Regions from separate parts of the Homo sapiens genome. Here region 1 is linked to region 2. A link is an interaction called in ENCODE POLR2A ChIA-PET data of the cell type or tissue named here. Cell type or tissue: PC-9. All regions are shown on one strand. Links, peaks and the distances in the headings refer to the core of each region. The heading gives the core; the rest is flanking DNA.

Region 1 (5,388 bases), core at 151-5,150, 690 kb before region 2:
TGCAATTCCACACCAACAGAAATGCATAGCAGATGTTTAACATATTTCTCTGAGTAATTCATAAAATAAAAAGACAAAAACTATCAGTAGGGATAGAGAAGATCTAACCACATGATTTACTAGCTTAACTTAATCAACATATATATAAAGCAATGCATCCAACAACAACAAAAAATACATAGTCTTTCAAGTACACACAGACTATTTACCAAAGCTGGTCATGTGCTAGGCCATAAAGCCTATCTTAACAAATGTTCACAGTTCCAAATAATACATAATGTGCTCTCTGACCATAGTATAATTAACATAGAAATCAGTAACCAAAAGATAATTAGAAAATCTCCCATATTTTGGTTCAGAACCCATATATCAAAGAATAAATCACACTGCGTATTAGAAAATATTCTTACTCCAATAGTAATAAAGATATGATATATCAAAACTTCAGATACATAGCTAAAGCTGAATTTAGAACAAATGTCTTAATATGCATTTAATGTAAATAATAACAAATCCTAAAAATCAATGATCTAAGCTTCCAAGTCAATAAGTTTTTTAAATCAGTAAAGCAAACCCAAGAAAGTATAATAAAGGAAGTAATGAAGAGCAAAAATCAATAATATGGAAAATGGACATACAATAGGGAAGATCAACAAGGTCAAATATTGTTTCTTTGCAAAGACTAATGAAACTGGTGGACCCCTGGTGAAATTGATGAAATAAGAGAGAAAGCAAACTGACCAATACTGAAAAGAAAATCTGAAAAATTTTATATCTATGGAGGAAATTGAATTCATCATTTAAAATATTGCCATACAAAAAATTCCAGGTACAGATGGCTGCACCAGAAAATTCAACTAAACATGTAGGAAGAAATAACACCAATATGACACAAACATTTACAGATAATGGAGAAAGAGGGCATACTTCTCAACTCATTTTATGAGGCTAATATGACCTTGTGAGCGAAACCTAAAAATAACATTACAAGAAAGAAAAGTCTCTCCCTTCAACAGAGAAGCAGAAATAAGCAATCCATAAAATCAACCACATTAATAGAAATAAATGAGAAAGCCATTTGATCGACTCAGTAAATCTCAATAAATTCAGAGAAAGCTTTTGCTAAAATTAAACTATTCAAGATTAAAAACAACAACAAAAAAAAACACTTAGCAAACCAGGAATACAAGAAACATCTGTGATCTGCAAAAGGGTATCTATAAAAATTATTCTGTAGATATCTCAAATAATGGCAAAATGTTGAAAGCTTTCCAACTGAGGAAAAAAATGAGACAAAGGAGTCTGCTATCACCACTTCTTCCCATGTGTTATTGGAGATCCTAGCCAGTGCAACCATCAAGAAATGCAAGAAAAGAGAAATTAAAAGATTAAGGATTGGACAGAAATAAGTCATTCATAGATGACTGTATATACAAAACAAGTCCCCCCAAAAATCTACTAATACATTATTTGAAATATCAATTGACCTTAGCAAGGTTTCTGAATTCAAGATCAATATAAATTATATCAGCTTGGCACAGTGGCTCACACCTGTAATTCCAGCACTTTAGGAGGCTGAGATGGGTGGACTGCTTGTCCCAGGAGGTCGAGACCAGACTGGGAAACACGGTGAGACCCCGTCTCTACAAAAAATACAAAAATTAGCCAGGTGTGGTGGCATGCACCTGTAGTCCCAGCTACTTGGGAGGCTAAGAAGGGAGGATCACTTGAGCCCAGGAAGTTGATGCTGCAATGTGAGCCATGATCACGCCACTGCACTCCAGTCTGGGTGACAAAGAGAGACCTTATCTCAAAAACAAACAAACAACCAAACAAAAAAAAAAAAACAATATAAATGTTATCAGTTTCCTATGTATGGACTACCATGTTAAAATTTTTGTTACTCATGTGTATCATTCTATCATAAAACAATATCTTAACATCTTATTTACTTATCAAAAGTTCTTTTCCTGCCATAAACAATTCTGAGACAACATCATGAATCTCCACTTCATCTGTAACAATGGGTCCAGTTTGCAGTATTCGCCTATTTGAATCAGAAAGAGCTTCCAAGACAGCCAGAAACTGGGATGCAGTGCTATCAAACATCTCATCCAGTAGCCGCTCTGTGACAGTTCGTGGCCATGATAACTGAAATTGAGAAAAAAAAAAGTTCAGTCCATTTGTTAAAGCTATTATATTGTGGGCGCAGTGGCTCATGCCTATAATCCCAACACTTTGGGAGGCCAAGGCAGGAGGATTGCTTGACCCAAGGAGTTCAAGACCACCTGGGCAACACAGTGAGACCCCCATTTCAACAAAAAAATTTCAGAATTGGCCAGGCATGTTGGAATGTGCTTGTAGTCCCAGCTACTTGGGAGGCTGAGGTGGGAGGATCACCTGAGCCCAGGGAGGTAGAGGCTGCAGCAAGCTAAGGTCATGCCACTGCACTCCAGCCTGGGTGACAGAGTGAGACCCTGTCTCAGGCAAAAAAAAAAAAAAAAAAAAAAACCTGTTATAAGGCAAAGAAAAGTAAGGCATGCTTACAATGCTAAAACAGAGAGCAGTTGGTCTAACAATTAGATACCTGCTTTTATGGTTTTTTGAGATGTCACTCCAGATTTCATTAGAGATATCATGCTGCCATTACATCAAAGACTTTGTTGTTTCTTCATATGCTTGTGTTTCCAAGGCAGCATTAAAAGGTTGTTTATTATGGTTTGCTTATTAAGCAAGCATATATCTCCATATGCTTTATAGTATCTTCATTATAGCCTTCGGAACTGATATTCAAACTTTGGTTACCTAAGAATCACTCAGGGGTGCTTTGTAGATTCAAGACCAAATTTCCAGAGATTTTGTGTGTCTGGACACTTTTAATAAGTGTTTAGGACACTTTTAATAAGCACCACAGGATATTCTCATGCAGAAGGTCTTCAAGCCAAAATTTGAAACAGTATTTAGTAGTATAAATAACAAGGTTTGTGGTAATTAACTCTAAGAAAGAATTGATCAGCTTTATGCTAACAGGCTAGTGACTGTTTAGAACCTGCTGTGGGTTCCCAGTCATTCTGCTTTGTACTGGCCCAAAATGACTGCACTTCCTGCACATGCTTCCTGCCACACTTCATTCTTCTCTCCATCAAATGACCTGTTCTCTGCATTTAGTTTGCCAGTAAATAAGAACCGTAGTTTTAGTAGGCTTTTCTAGAATCCTTATCCAGCTGGAAGATTTCCTCATAATTCCCTTGCTTTTATTTCTCTTCTTAGGGCAAAGTCAGAAAGACAGAAAAACAAAAGCAGGGATAAAGTTGCCTTGAACTACTTTCCCGCAAGCACTAGCTTCCCTACTCATAAGCTTGTGTACCTTTTCAATCCATAGATCAACTGACATGTTAAAAATTTCAACAAGGGGCTGGGTGCGGCGGCTCACGCCTGTAATCCCAGCACTTTGGGAGGCCGGGTGGATCACAAGGTCAGGAGTTCGAGACCAGCCTGGCCAATATGGTGAAACCTCATCTCTACTAAAAATACACAAATTAGCCAGGCATGGTGGCGCGCGCCTGTAGTCCCAGTTACTTGGGAGGCTGAGGCAGAATAATCGCTTGAACCCAGGAGGCAGAGGTTGCAGTGAGCCAAGATCATGCCATTGCACTACAGCCTAGGTGACAGAGTGAGACTCCATCTCAAAAAAACTTCAACAAAACTTGAACTTCATGCCCTACCTTCTCTTTTCTTACAGAGGTAAGAGTTTTTCCTAAGATTTTTATTTAGGTTAAAACAGAGCTTTTAAAAATACATATTGAAACAGCATAATTAACTTTATAATAATTAGAAGTATTCAAAATGAAATGGTAAAACCCAAATGAATAAAAGAATGAAATTATTTATAAAAACATCATAGAAAAACCAGCAAAAAGAATGGAATATTTATCAGAGCTGTAAATGAAATATTAACTAAAAGATTTTGAAATATAAATATTTAAAAGATCTATAAAAAAGAATTAAAGCTGAAGCAATAAGGAAAACAATGGATTGTCAAGTATGAAAAGCAAAATAATAATATCTATAAAAATAATGAGCTCATTCAAGTATATTTTAAAAATTAAAATCCCTAGTAAATAAATGGTCAAAGACTGTGAAAAATAATTCACACAATGAAAGAAAAGTTGGCTCAAAGAAATAAAGTTAAAATGGCAAGCCATTTTATGAAAACTGAATTAACAAAAAAAAAATTTAAACAAATAATAATATCAAAATAATAACAGCTTGTGATAAAATTCGTACTTGCAAGTTGTCACCCTGAAAATAGGAATACTCATTTTGGAAGTCAAGTTGGCAACATATATCAAGAGAAATAAAGTGTTTATGTCCTTCAATTCCATAATCCTACACCTGGAATTTTATCCACAGAAAATAAAAGAAAGAAAAAAAATAAGCATGTCTGAAGATGTGGATGATGTCAATACTTATAATAGCAAAAAAAGATTTGAAAGAACTAAAGTAATAATGATAAAATATTAGACAAATTATGACACATATACTGCATAGGATATATTATCTTATTTAAAATGTCAGGATGAATGAAAATCTGAATGGCACAACTGTACAGTCTGGTTCCATCTTTAAATACTACAGTCTCCATGACATCTACTCTAGGAGATGTATTATGTTAATTTCCCAACATCAAGTGCCTATTCCTAGTCAAGCTCTGTTTATCACTGACCCCCAGCAAATTTTGCCTACTCTGGCTTCTAAGCTATGACCATGCTCTGATCCTTCACTTGGAATGTTTTTCTCTATTCTCCCTGTCTAACCAAATTCTGCCCGTTATCCCAAGGCCCTTCAAAAAGCCAGGGCTGCAATTTAGTATTTCTATATTCCACTATACTTGAAACCACAGTAGATACTCAATATATGGTTGTTGAATTAATAAAAAATAAATAAACAATGATAGCTAATATTTACTGAGGACCTACTTTCTACCTGCCAGCAACATTCTAAGGGCTTTACATGTAACTCATTTCATCCTCACCATTATCATTATTTATTTCTTAATATTTATCACAAGCTTTAATTATTTATTTATTTATGATATAATTCTCCACTAGAATGTAATCCTCATCTATTTTGTTCACATAGCAGGTACTTAAAAAATATTTATTGAATAAATCACTAACTAATCAATCATTAGGAGTCTGAATTAGTAGTCCTTTAAAAGAATCTTTTGAGAGTCAAAATGATTTACTATAAGTTAACAACTTACATACAAACCCAGAAATGTTTTAGAAAATATGTTCAATGCATATTGAAATTATTTAGTAGAAACATAATAAAATTATTTCATACACAGAAAACAGGACATTCTGCAAAATATGCCAAGGTAAC
Region 2 (5,388 bases), core at 81-5,080:
AGGGACACAAACACTGCGGAAGGCCGCAGGGTCCTCTGCCTAGGAAAACCAGAGACCTTTGTTCACTTGTTTATCTGCTGACCTTCCCTCCACTATTGTCCTATGACCCTGCCAAATCCCCCTCTGCGAGAAACACCCAAGAATGATCAATAAAAATAAAAAATAAAAAATAAAAAAAAAAAAAAAAAAAAAAAAAAAACTGTGGACATGTATAAAGACGTTCATGGTCAATACTAGTGAAGTGGCTAAATAATACTTCAATTGGCAACAATATTTTCATATGATAAAATTTAATACAGGCTGGGCACCATGGCTCACACCTGTAATCCCAGCACTTTGGGAGGCTGAGGTGAGTGGATCACCTGTGGCCAGGAGTTCAAGACTAGCCTGGCCAACATGATGAAACCCTGTCTCTACTAAAAGTACAAAAAAATTAGCTGGGCATGGTGGTGGGCACCTGTAATCCCAGCTACTCAGGAGGCTGAGGCAGGAGAATCTCTTGAACCTGAGAGGCAGAGGTTGCAGTGAGCCTAGATCACACAATTTTACTCCAGCCTGGGCAACAAGAGCGAAACTCCACCTCAAAAAAAAAAAAAAAAAGTAATGCCATAATTTAAAATAATATTTACAAAGATTCTAATGACATGGGAAAATATAAGACATCAAAATATGTAAATAAATATTAATAATGTCAAAATATGGACATTTGAATATATGTGTCTAGAAAAACAGACTAAAAATAAACACCAAAATGTTATTAGTTGTTATGTTTAGGTTATGGGATTTGGGATGGTTAAATTTTCTTTATAATTTCCCGGGTTTTTCATTTTAAAAAATTTTGCCATTAGAAAGTGTGCCCTTGATAATAGAGAGATTATTTTTTAACTCAGTTAGCGTTAGGTCTTTAACATTTATGAATGCTTATGCCCATAACTATTCGTTCACAATTATGTTCCATACGATGGATTTACAGAATATGGTCACCATGACCCTGAAGTCACTTGCATACACACTAATTTAAACATGTAAATGTTCATTCAAGAATATATTCATCTGGCCAGGTGCAGTGGCTCACACCTGTAATCCCAACACTTTGGGAGGCCGAGGCAGGCGGATAACGAGGTCAGGAGTTTGAGACCAGCCTGGCCAACATGGTGAAACCCCATCTCTACTAAAAATACAAAAATTAGCTGGGCATGGTGATGCATGCCTATAATCCCAGCTACTGGGGAGGCTGAGGCAGGAGAATGGCTTGAACCCAGGAGGCAGAGTTTGCAGTGAGCCATGATCGTGCCACTGCACTCCAGCCTGGGTGATAGAGCAAGACTCCATCTCAAAAAAAAAAAAAAAAAAAAAAAAAGAATATATTTATCTGAGGAGATTAGCCAGTGAATCTTTCCTTTAAGAGGTGGTGGAAATGTATTCATTTTTAAAGTTAGCATTGGTAATATTAGAATAATAATAATCTAAACAATATCTTGTGCTATAGTCAGGTGTGAGCAGGGAAGGAGAGGGCTCCCCCACTACTCACACACCAGGTGTGTCGGGAGGCCATCCTGTGAGGTCAGGCGGTTGTTAACTGTTTCTCTACAGTAATAATTGGTCACAGCTGGCACTAGGGAAAGACAGTCTCGTACCAGATAGAAAACAGCTGAAACTGGTGATCAGCAGCTTCCGGATCAGATCTCAGCGTTGGATGAGCAGGAGAAGCAACGCAAGACCTCGGAAGCCTGCCAAGGTATAAAACCCCAAGTCAAAAGTTCAAACCGTGCTGGTCTTTCAAATCGCCCGCTTGGCCCTCTTTCAAGTGTACTTTCCTTCCTTTCCTTCCTGCTCTAAAGCTTTTGAATAAACTTTCACGCCTGCTCTAAAACTTGTCTTGGTCTCTCCTTCTGCCCCTCAGTCAAATTGTTTCTTCTGAGGAGGCAAGAATTGAGGTTGCTGCAGACCCAGATGGATATGGATTCTCCACCGCTAACAGGGCTATATACACAATTAATATTAATCATTCTGTTATAATCAAAATCATCCAGCAGAATTTCAGAATCTTGCAAAAGTTGACCATAATGTATCATATGGTCTTTTCCTCAAACCTCCTCCCCCCTCACCGCCGCCCTTTGTTTTAAGACAGTGTCCCACTCTGTCGCACAGGCTAGAGAGCAGGGGTGTGATCACAGCTTACTGCAGCCTCAAGCTCCCGGGCGCAAGTGATCCTCCCATCTCAGTCTCCCAAGTAGCTGGAACTACACCCATCACACACATTTTAAAATGTTTTATTAAGACAGGGTCTCATTACATTGCCTAGGCTGGTCTTGAACTCCTTGGCTTAAGGAATCCTCTTGCCTCAACCTCCCAAAGTGCTGGGATTACAAGCCTGAGCCACTGAACCTCTCCCTCTCTCCCTCTCTCCTCCCTCATCTCTCTCTCCCTCTCTCCCTCTCTCCTCCCTCTCACATCTCTCCCTTTCTCCTCCCTCCCTCTCTCCTCCCTCCCTCTCTCCATCTCTCTTCCCTCCCTCTCTCATCCCTCTCTCTCTCCTCCCTCTCTCCACCTTCTCTCCTCCCTCTCCGCCCTCTCTCCCTCTCCGCCCTCTCTCCCTCTCCTCCCTCTCTCCATCTTTCCCTCTCTCGTTTCTCTCTCCTGCTCTCATCCCTCTCTCCCTCTTTCTCTCTCTCCTCCCTCTCTCCACCCTCTCTCCTCCCTCTCTCCTCCCTCTCTCCCTCTCTCCCTCCTCCCTCTCTCCCTCTCCGTTTCTTCCTCTTTCCCTCTCTCCTTGTCTCTCTCCTCCCTCTCTCCCTCTCTCTCTCCTGCATCTATCCCTCTTTCCCTCTCTCCTCCCTCTCTCCCTCCCTCATCCCTCTCTCCCTCCCTCACCCTTCTCTCCCTCTTTCTCTCTCTCCTCCCTCTCTCCACCCTCCCCCTCTCTCTCCTCCCTCTCTCCCCGTCTCCTCCCTCTCTCCCTCTTTCCCTCTCTCCTCCCTCTCTCCCTCTTTCCCTCTCTCCTCCCTCTCTCCCTCTTTCCCTCTCTCCTCCCTCTCCTCTCCATCTCCTCCCTCTCTGCTCTCTCTCTTTCATTCTCAGGTTGCACACACTTACACTCCAAAGACTTATCTTTTAAGCACACTTCACCAGTAAACAAGGAAGCTGGCATTAACTCAAGCCAACACATTCCCTGCTTTCTGGACATTATAACATCTTGAGCCACAGTCCCTTCTGCATCTGAGTAAGTTTCCAGTATTTACCCACATTTCTGGCTGAGTTAACTCTCTCCTGCTGGGCAAGAAGATGAAAGTGAGATGAGATGGGGAGAGGAAATGTATAGAATGTGGATTTTAAACCAAGTATCTTCACCTATCCAAATAGGAACAGGACAGATATTTAGCCTTCCCTGAGCAGACGGGATGAAATAGGTAGTGAAGATCCTCTTTTTATTTGGACATAACGTTTGAAGTAGTTTCAGAGTGAAGAATTCAAGATTGTTTCCCTACTGCTGTTCAAAGTCTGTTTGCTACTTAATTACATTCACGAATGCTCATTCATAAATCGTTTGAAGAGATTAACTGGAATGATGCCCAAGGCAGCATATGCCTTTTCCAGGCAAGAATAAGGATACACTCAAGTATGTGAATATGGACAATAGGCAAGCCAGCATAATGACACACTTGTTTCATGAGTCATTTTAATTAAATAATACATGAGCAAATACTGAGTAAGGCCTTACTCCATGACAAATAATAGGAATTTGTATGAGATCAAAGAAGATCATGTTTTCATAGATAATTTGATATATTTGTGGTCCATTTGTGGGGAAAAGAGGATATTCTGTTCTTAATCATTTCATTCTGGATTATAATAAATCTGCATTCATATAAACTTGACTAATTTGGACTTTATGGGAATTCCATTAGAGCTGAATTTATCATTGTTCTCTGAAAAGAAAATCTTGCTAAGAAAGTTACTTGTGTAAACAAGAATGCACTGCACATGTATCCCAGAACTTAAAGTAAAAAATTTAAAAATCCCAGAAAAATAGAATGCAGAAGAAATCATTAGGAATTTGCAAAGAATATTTTCTGACTTTTAAAAGGCATCCTTGATATCATCAAAATGTATAGTTGCAATAGAAACAAAAGCCTGCGAGTTCTAGTTATATCACCTGATACTCATCATTGCCACTCTTTACTCTTCTTCTCACTTAGCAATATATCATGAACATTTTCACATGTCAATATATATTATTTTACAACAAGATTTTTAATAGCTGCATGATATTGCATCTCATGTTCTACCATCATTTATTTAACCCATTGTTGGACGCTCAACCTGGTTATGACTTTTTTGTAATTGTAATGGCGCCGTGAACATCCTTATCAGTATTTATTTGTGTGTACCTCTTTGATTGTGTTCTTAGGGTAAAGTCTTAAAAATAAGATTGTTTGATCATAGGATATGTTTAATTAAGGCTTTTAAGGTATTCCCAAATTAAAGGGCTGGAAGTCAGAGGGCAAGGGATTCCACTGATAGAGTCCATAGATTAACCTCCTGTGACAGAGCAAGGCAGAGAAGGACAAAGAATGCATCTCGAGAGGCTATCACAAGTCATTCAGCATCCTCCTTCCCCAAACTAGAGCCTCCTTGCTGCATTTTTTCTGTAAAGCTTATTTCCTATTCATGTATCCTATAATATATTTATTTATTATAATAATTATTATTTTTTGAGACGGAGTCTCTCTGTCACCCAGGCTGGAGTGCAGTGGCACCATCTCGCCTCACTGCAACCTCCACCTCCAGGGTTCAAGCAATTCTCCTGCCTCAGCCTCTGGAGTAGCTGGGATTACAGGTGTGCACCACCACACCTGGCTAATATTTTTTGTATTTTTAGTACAGATGGGGTTTCACCATGTTGACCAGGCCATTCTCAAATTCCTGACCTCAGGTGATCCACCCACCTTGGACTTCCAAAGTGCTGGGATTACAGGCATGAGCCACAGCACCTGGCCAATTTATTATTTATTTTAATTATTATCTGTTTGCCTTCACTAAACTGTTAGGTCTACCAGGTCAGGAATTGGCTTTTTAATTCATTGCTGAATATCCAGTGCCTAAGCAAATGCCATGTACATCATAAACAATAATTCTGTTTTTAATGAATAAGTAAAACAAAGGGATTGGTAGTCCTGCTAGATTATGTACCAGTCAGATCACCTTTGAAGTATTCCGGTCAGGCCAGGCCCTACCTGGAGAGGAATATTGACACACTGACAAGTGGTCTTTAAGTGTGTCCTGGGCAGAATGATTGAAGAAACTCTAATTGTTTGGTTTGGAAAAGAGAAGGGAGTTAGGGATAGGAAAGCTTGTCTATCTTAAAATATTCAACTCTCTTAAAAC

The links. ChIA-PET counts read pairs that join two places held together with the same protein. Peaks named below come from ENCODE experiments on the same cell type or tissue, not always from the same donor. Only the 100,000 strongest peaks of a DNase experiment are listed, where the experiment ranks them.
Region 1: POLR2A ChIA-PET joins it to region 2 with 6 read pairs; 2 of 35 experiments call an interaction of 5 or more read pairs at or near these places.

What each region holds. Positions count from the first base shown.
Region 1 is chr12:96,524,009-96,529,396 of GRCh38, reverse strand. It overlaps CFAP54 (cilia and flagella associated protein 54), which reads right to left. Exons shown (of 68, transcript NM_001306084.2): 9 at 1,953-2,151. Among named protein-coding and RNA genes, the nearest start is that of CFAP54, 37 kb to the right of the region's middle. In PC-9, for the core only: no CTCF peak of the experiment used is centred there; no DNase peak of the experiment used is centred there.
Region 2 is chr12:95,834,622-95,840,009 of GRCh38, reverse strand. The region is part of intron 1 of SNRPF-DT (SNRPF divergent transcript); the gene reads left to right. Among named protein-coding and RNA genes, the nearest start is that of SNRPF-DT, 22 kb to the left of the region's middle. RefSeq lists a silencer at 1,492-1,692. In PC-9, for the core only: no CTCF peak of the experiment used is centred there; DNase peaks (open chromatin) are centred at 3,179 and 3,629; H3K4me3 peaks cover 395 bases; H3K27ac peaks cover 413 bases.